2 separate regions of the Homo sapiens genome follow, and region 1 is linked to region 2. A link is an interaction called in ENCODE POLR2A ChIA-PET data of the cell type or tissue named here. Cell type or tissue: OCI-LY7. All regions are shown on one strand. Links, peaks and the distances in the headings refer to the core of each region. The heading gives the core; the rest is flanking DNA. Region 1 has its middle 5.7 kb from the start of DENND1B. Region 2 overlaps DENND1B (DENN domain containing 1B).

The links. Peaks named below come from ENCODE experiments on the same cell type or tissue, not always from the same donor. Only the 100,000 strongest peaks of a DNase experiment are listed, where the experiment ranks them.
Region 1: POLR2A ChIA-PET joins it to region 2 with 6 read pairs; 1 of 35 experiments calls an interaction of 5 or more read pairs at or near these places.

What each region holds. Positions count from the first base shown.
Region 1 is chr1:197,778,967-197,783,375 of GRCh38, forward strand. It overlaps a transcript of DENND1B not described here. Among named protein-coding and RNA genes, the nearest start is that of DENND1B, 5.7 kb to the left of the region's middle. In OCI-LY7, for the core only: no CTCF peak of the experiment used is centred there; no DNase peak of the experiment used is centred there; H3K4me3 peaks cover 93 bases.
Region 2 is chr1:197,636,337-197,640,745 of GRCh38, forward strand. The region is part of intron 10 of DENND1B (DENN domain containing 1B); the gene reads right to left. Among named protein-coding and RNA genes, the nearest start is that of DENND1B, 140 kb to the right of the region's middle. In OCI-LY7, for the core only: no CTCF peak of the experiment used is centred there; a DNase peak (open chromatin) is centred at 2,165; H3K4me3 peaks cover 1,901 bases; H3K27ac peaks cover 3,020 bases.

The DNA of each region.
Region 1 (4,409 bases), core at 138-4,137, 140 kb after region 2:
GAACCTCTAAAACCCCCTCAAAACTAAAATCCCCCCAAAAATGCATTATGAATGTTGTTTTATACAGTCCATGTTTGTTTAGATTTACTCAGAACTTTACCATTCTTTTGTATTTTCATTTTAGATCTTCTGTGTAGGATCACTTTCCTTCTGCCTAAAATTCTTTCCCTTTTTGTTTGAGTTGGAATGTATTTATTTATCCCTCACTCTTGAAAAATATTTTCACTGATGAAGAATTCAAAGTTTACTATTATTTCTTTCTGCATGTTATCAATATCATTACACTGTCTTCTAAGTTCCCTAATAACAATTGGAACTTTGAAAGTAATCTTAAAATGTCATCTGTTTTTTCTCTCTGACTGCATTTATGATGTTTCATTTTTGTCTTTAGTTTTCTATAGTTTCACTGTGAAGTATCTAGGTGTAGATTTTTATTCATCCATGTTTCTTGGTTTCTTTAATTTTCTTGACTCTGGATTGGTGACTTTCATCAGTTCTGGAAAATTCTGGACTCCTTTCTTTCCATTCCTTCTGGGACTCTGATAACACATGTGTTATTCTACCCTCCATGTTTGTCAAACATCTCTTTTATAGTATGTCTCTCTTTATCTGTCTACGCTGTATTCTGGAAAATTTCAAAAATATTCTGTTCACTAATTCTTTCTTCAGCTTTGTCTCATTTTCTGTCAAAGTCACCCATTTAGTTTTTAATTTATATTATTTTTATTTCTAAAGTTCTGTTTGGTTATTTTCCAAATCTGTATTCTCTTAACTCATATTTTCAGCATCTCTTTAATTTATTAAAAATATTTAATATATATACTTTAAATTCTATTTCTAAAAATTCCAATATCTGAAGCATTTGTGGGTCTGCTTCTACTAACTGATCTTTTTTCTACTTGTTCATACTTATGGTCTCTTGATTTCTTCTATGTATGTGATTTCTTTTTATGTTATGTGATCCTTAGAACTTTATATATAGAAATTGAGTGACAGCTGAAATGAAAATGAGTTCTCTGGAGAAGATATTAATTTACTGCTGGTAGATGCTTGGGATCACTAGCAATTCAGAAACATAAACACTAAATTCTCAGCTTGAAATTCTTCAGACCATTCATGTGAGACCTGGTTTGTAGCTATGAATCCTCTGGGAAGCTTTTTTCCCCTTAACTATGCTCCATTGTTTGAGACAATTGTCCTTGAATACCTTTGGGGTGTATCAGCTTTATGAAGAGTATCCTGTTGGATTTCCCACATTAGGAAGGGTCTGAAGACCCATAAGACCATGATAACAGTTCATGGTCTTCCAGTTCATCCAGCTTAGGAAAAACCCTAAAGATGAAGATGAAAGGTGGCTTTTCTTTTTTTTTTTTTTTTTGAGATGGAGTCTCGCTCTGTCGCCAGGCTGGAGTGCAGTGGCGTGATCTTGGCTCACTGCAACCTCCACCTCCTGGGTTCAAGCAATTCTCCTGCCTCAGCCTCCCGAGTAGCTGGAACTACAGGCACCTGCCATCACGCCTAGCTAATTTTTGTATTTTTAGTAGAGGCAGGGTTTCACCATGTTGGTCAGGACGGTCTCCATCTCTTGACCTCGTGATCCACCCACCTCGGCCTCCCAAAGTGCTGGGATTACAGAGAGAGGTGGCTCTTGTAGCTACTTTTATTTGTCCCCCATCCTCCACCCCTAAGTATTCTCACTTGATTGCCTGCTCTTCAATGCATTGCAAGCTTTTAAAAATACTTAATTCTGAATTTTTAGTTGATTTTCATGCAAGTTTTGATCAGACTATAATGGATAATTACTTGGTTCTGACTATAGTGTCATGTAAAATGGACTAATTGCAACTTTTTAATCCACCTAATAAGGTCCACTTTCCTCAAACCAGGTCCAAAAAGTCCCCAACTTATATATCCCTATATATTAATGGTGTAGAGAAACCCAAGTTCAGGGCTTTTAGTGAGCCAACTGCCCTGATTTCCAGTGTACTATGACAATTAGAAAGGTAACTCCTGGCTTCCCAACCCCAACCACTTATTCATTGAATCCTTGTAGTAATATGCCTTAAACAAAAGTGAAGAGTTACTGATACCCAGGACTACTAAAGTTGACAGCTCCTTTCCCTTCTGAATGCGAAATAATAAACACTATTGTAAACTCTAGAATGGTATTTTTAAAAATAATAATACTATTAATAATGCTTCAGGTTCAGTATAAATTAACTCGACTAGACTCATAAGCCTCACCAATGTATATGAAGATTTTGAGTTCCAAACAATTAACTTAGAAATGAATTTTTTGAGGCAAGCATCTCATGAGTTGTAGCTAACATGTATCCAAGTCAGGCATTTCCTAGACTAACTCTGCACAACCTCTTATTACTATTCTTAGGTGAAATTTATTAATAGTATTACCACCTTCATTTATTATAGAAGAAAAGTTATAAAGTATTTAACAAACTGAATTTATTGAAGCTCTTAGGAAACTATCTTTAAATTATTTTATCAGGACCTGCCTTTTAATATTGACTGAGATAGTGTTGTTAAGGAAAACATCCTCCTGGCATGTTGTCCTTTTTATACTTAGCAGCAATATCATGAATTTCAATCTGAAGGTAAAATCTCCCTCAACAAGACATGTGAAATACTTTTAAAATAAAGAGAAGATGGAGGTGGGGATTCGGGATCAATATCTTCCCTGAAAGTTTGCCTTTCTGAGTTGTTTCACACCTCAAAGCTCATAGAGTTAGCATTCTATGTTGATTTAAAATCCAGTTTAATAAAAATGTTGTCTTCCAGTTTGTGGACAAAAGAACTCAGATAAATTTTGACACCTTTACTACCAAATCTGAACATATCCAAATATTTCTAAAATTCAATGGGTCGATGATGATATTTGTATATCTTGCTGTTAAACTTTTAGTAAGAAAATACAGTAAAATTCTCAAAAATAATACAGCACAGCAAAAGATCTTCTTCTGCCTTTTTCAGGTGATTTGCCAAAAATTGTAAATAAATTTTCTTACCTCTGACCAGTTTCTGCTTGTTCTCCCTTATCTTTGTTCCTCAATCTGCCAGACATTGTAGAACTTAAAACAGTCCTTGGAGTTCAGAACAAAGAATAATTGAAGCAGAGTGTCACCAACAGATGGTAATCAGTGGAGTCAAATTTTCTTCAGAGATTCTTTGAGGATTCTCCTTTGGACTTCAAGAAAGAGTGCTGTGTTTGTGTAACCATGTGGCATTGCATGGGAAATAATTTCCCAACCCCACCTACAAGATACTCCACGTAAATACAGTCTTCCTTGTATGGCAGCTCTGCTCACACCCATTTAACACTCTCAGGAGAATGAGTAATCACATCCAATGAGCAATGTCATTAGAATTTTCTGGAAGGAAACATAAATGATCATCTAACATGATGATAATAGTTCAACAAAATCAGCAGCCCCATAAGCAACCCTAATCCTAACGTAAATAGAGAGATTATCAAAACAAATTGCTGTGTGCCAAGTTTTGCTTTCCTAAAATATGAGAAAATAACTAGCCAAACATTACATGCATTTGTATATGATCAATTCTAGAAGGGGAAAAGTGCAACATTCCAGCAAATAGAACTCAGTCAAATACCAGGTCAAATGGTATAATTCCACAGCACAAGTTCATATGAAACAGAGACTTGTAACTCCAAAACAGATGACAAACTCTCCCCATCTCTTACTATTGCAAATTATAACAAGATAAAAATGAACAAGGACTGAGAGTTCTTCTGGGCTTCAAAAGTATGGACATCATCTTTCTCTCTGCTGTTGTTTCTGATGTCACAGACCCAAGTCTTAGGCAAGTAAGACTTGCCAAAAAATGGTCTGGTAAGACCATTTTTGCTTGTAATCTTCTCTGGGAAAGAAGGAACAGAAAGAAGGATCTGTGAAACTGATCAACGTCTTCTTAGTTTGGTGAGAACTTATATGTTTCCTTTGTAAAAAGGATGCAGTCTCACCTGACTTTCTTCATTCACGGTGCATAATTCCAGAAGTTTCTTCCCTTCTTCTCGAGACTGCCAATCAGGACAGCTGGGCTTGGCTGGAATGGAAAGGAGGAATTTGGACCCATGATCCTGTCCATTTGCCTGACTGTATGCAAGTGACTTAATAAAATTACTGCATCAGTGTGTAGTGACTTCTTTCTGCCTGCTGCACAGCTGTTTCCTGGGCCTTCCCTTCACTTCCCTCTTGGACTGAGTTGTGGATCAGGAACATATGACATTAGTATGTATACTGTGCATAGTAATTATACTGTGTTCTCCCTATGGTTACTTAATAAAACTACCAAATAGGTGCTGCTAATTCAGATTCTGTGATGATGTAGGTACAGCCATTGATTACTACACAACCCATTTATATGCCTATCTG
Region 2 (4,409 bases), core at 140-4,139:
TAATTCAAATAATAAACAGAGGTTCCTTAAGGGAAGGGATACTATATTGGGGCAGAAGGTAAGGATGCATTTGGTTTTATAAGATGGTCATTGTAAGAGGCAAAATTGCATAAAGGTTGTAAGCATATACTTTGGAATCATACAGAACTGGTTAAACCAATTCCTAGTACTATGGCCTTGATCAACTTACTCCCTCTCAATTTCAAAATCCACATTTTCATCTGTCTACCGTGGATAACAACTGTACCTACCACATAATACATAATAATTAAATGAGTTAGTTTAAATAAATTTCTCAGTAGGGTAAGTAGCGCAAAGCATGCCCTATATTATATATTGGCTATAATTATTAATAACATCATCATTTTATGTAAGTGAATTCAGTATATATGATCTGAAAATAATATCTGTGGGAAGTAGTAACTGCTGAACTAAGACAGTGGGCAGTTGAAGAACAGGAATCGGAGAAGAAAAGATTAAGGAGGTAGAACCTATAGGATGTAGGTGGGGAAAACAGATGAGAGGGAGGAGTGATTCACCAAATTAGCCCTTTATAGTAGGAGAAGGAGACTATGGGGAAAAGATGGCGAGTTGCATTTTGGCGGTATTGAATGGGATGTCAACAATGAGCTAAACTGCACTATAAGAAAGCTCACTGGAAGAGAAAAACTTGCCTAACTGTAAAATGAAAAAAAAAATTATAGTATGTGAAAACATATAAATATAGAAGGTACATTTTAAAATAAACACACTGCCCTCAATAGTTTTATTAAAGAAACAAAACCAACACATACATTATTTTCTTTTATTTAATGTTGATTACACTATCAGCACAAAATTGTCACTGTTCCATATAAAAAATACTAACATTATCACTGTCTGTAAGCTATAAGGATAAGAAAAAAGAAAAAAAAATGCTTGGTAAACTGAAATCATCCAAGGTCATTTCTGTGGATATCATACAGGAACAAAGCTTACAGAGCCTAGGGGAATGACAAGTTAATAACAACTCTTTGATAATTCCATAATTGTTAAATTAAAAAATTCTTCATTGTGAATTAAAAGCCAATTATTTACTTTTAGAACACAAATGGACTAAATCATAAGGCAGAAATACGTGTTTATTTTCATGAAAAACAGAGCCATTATCACTACAGGAGTTGGAAGATAAAAACACCTCTAGTTTTCCTGTAACAGAAGTCTCCTCCAAATAACCTTCACACATCCCTTCCAATAAACTGCTTCCTGATGACCTCAACAGTACCATTTCCCCACTCCAGTCATATTCACTTAGCACTGACTAAAAATACAATGTTCAGAATAGCTGTGTACCGGTGAAATGATAAACTGGTAAGTAGAATTATTCAGTTTCAGATGACATAACTGGTTGCTTACGGGTTTGGGGAAGAATTAAAAATCTAAAAATTGCTTCTAGAATCTTTCCCTGAGAGATGATAACAATTTTTAACTGCACCACTCTGCTGCAGCTTTAAAAACATGAGGCACAAAAATACACTTTAATAACCTTAACTAGGAAGCAGGACTACGTAATCTTTGTTCTCTCACCAAATGTTCAATTCCTCATCTCCAGAAAGAGTCTCTGCACTTCGGGTTTCAGATTAAATGCTGACACAGGTGGCTCCATTAAGAGACAAATCAAGAATATGTATAATCCAGATGAAGAGGTTAAAATCCTCTGGACTGCCTTTCAGTCTGACTAAACCTGTAAAATCTATATTTAATAGCTGATTTTCCAGAGATCGAAAGATTTCTTTTTACATATGCCCTTGATGGAATTAATGAGAGGAGAGAAAAGCATATGCTTAAATGCCTGGGGGCAACTATAACAAAGGAAGAAATTACAGTTTATTAACGTAATTCCAGTACTCATAACATATTGCTTGCTCTAAATATCCCCAAAACAACATGCACTACACAATCAAATCTCTGTAACTAATATGCTTATAGACTTTCTGAGGGTGAATTTACTAACTAAATAATGGTCAAAATAATAGCTAACATTCAGACATCTGCTTTTAAAAGAAGCATCCCTTCCACCTGCTTCTACAGGCCACAAAGATACACTCTAGTTAACATATTACTGACAGGATGATGAGAAAGCTCCTGTCAGATGCTGGCCAGCCGGGTGTTTGAGACAAAATGCACAGCCCCAGCTGAATAGTTAGAGAAAGTCTGGTGAGGTACAATTATAGAGGCATATGACAAGGCTTCATGCCTGACTGATTTGAGAACCACTGACATGGCTTTAAACAGCAATCCAACCTACCTATGGTCACAAAACAGCAATAAGTCAACTGATACCCCCTTGTAATATCATGATTTATGCCTCTGCTTTGAATACACGAGAATCTAATATGATGTTCTGCTAGTCTACCAAGATTCGCTTGGGGCTTAAACATCTATGGCCTACCTACAGCATGGATAAAATCAATGTTCTTGTTCAGGATTACCAGAAACCGTTCCATGTGTACTTGACAATGTATAAATCAACAGAATAATGTATGAATCAACAGAATAAAAAAAAACTGATTATATCTCAATTCATTAAACTCAAACATGCAAAAATATAATAATAGGTACTAACACAATACCACACTTTAAAATATAGGGAGAAAACCTATTAGAATGTTGAAAACATAACAATATTCTTGATATCTGTGCTTACATATCTTAATTTTTTTAATTTTAAACTTTTCATCTTTTAAAGGTTAATTTTTTTTTTTTTTGACATAGTCTCACTCTGTCACCCAGGCTGGAGTGCAATGGCGTGATCTCGGTTCACTGCAACCTCCGTCTCCCGGGTTCAAGTGATTCTCTTGCCTCAGCCTCCCGAGTAGCTGGGACTACAGGTGCGTGGTACCATGCCTGGCTAATTTTTGTATTTTTAGTAGAGATGGGGTTTCGCTATGTTGGCCAGGCTGGTCTCGAACTCCTGACCTCAGGTGATCTGCTCACCTCGGCCTCCCAAAGTGCTGGGATTACAGGCGTGAGCCACTGCATCCGGCAAGAAATTATCATTTTTAACCACAAACAGCACCTAAAGAAAAGGAACCTCAAGCTAGCTGATTCTCTAATGAGAGTGTCACCACTAAAACCTACAGCAAGCTGTAAGGTTTATAATTATCATTCTCTTATAACTATGAAAAATCATGATTGTCAAAAAGTAAATAACTGAGACAAAATTTCTAAAACTACAATAGAATTATGAATGTTAGGCCACCTTTACATATATTCCTCTAAAAATTAAGAGTTGGGCTGTATACTTAAAAAATTAAAAATGGATAAAACGTTAATTTCGAACATTAAACACATTATAGTCTCCGTGATATATAAAAATATGAGTATAAAAAGCTTAAAAACAAGTAAATTCATTGATTTTACTTTTAATTTACATAAATTACTTTTAATTTATGTTAAGAAATGAGTCCTTGACCTTAAATGCCACTATGCATGGAATTTATAGCAGATATATTTTATATACTGTATATATAAAAGAATTATTCAAGACAGATTCAAGTAAAGCAGCTTCCTCCATAAAAGAAGACTAAGATCATGAAAGAGAACTTGAATTATGTTTCTTTTATCAGCCCAACGGTCCCAGAGAGTGAACCAAAACAGAGCTGGTAACTTAGAGGTGACATCACCATCAAGTTTTCATGAATTGTCATAAACAGTTGATAATAAATTGACATCAAACATAGAAAACAACTCCCCCAAAATACTAAGCCTTTATGATAACAATTTGTTTTTAAAGCCAAATACTAAGTTAAAAGATAGTAATGTTAATTTTTACTCTAACTGCAGATGTAGACTATTATAAAATTAAATGTAGAGGCCGGGTGCGGTGGCTCACGCCTGTAATCCCAGCACTTTGGGAGGACAAGACGGGTGGATTGCTTGAGGTTAGGAGTTCGAGACCAGCCTGACCAACATAGTGAAACCCCGTCTCTACTAAAAATACAAAAATTAGCTGGTTGTGGTGGCAGGCGCCTGTACTCCTAGCTACTTGGGAGGCTGAGGTAGGAGAATATCTTGAACCTGGAAGGCAGAGGTTAGAGTGAGCCAAGATTGTACCACTGCACTCTAGCCTGGGCAACAAAGTGAGACTCTGTCTCAAAAAAAAAAAAAAATTAAATATAAACTATTATAAAATTATAGCTCATAATTACTAAACATATATTCTATGCAGATATCATTCTAAGCACTTTATATATATGTATTTCCTTAATCTTTACATCAACCCTATGAGATTAAGGCTACTATTGCTCCTACTCTACACTTAAAGAAACTGAGTCAAACAGATTACTTGGTCATTAAGAGGTGGATATAAATTAAATAAAACACCAATATTTTTCAAAAACATATACTCAGATTTATTTCTAATACAC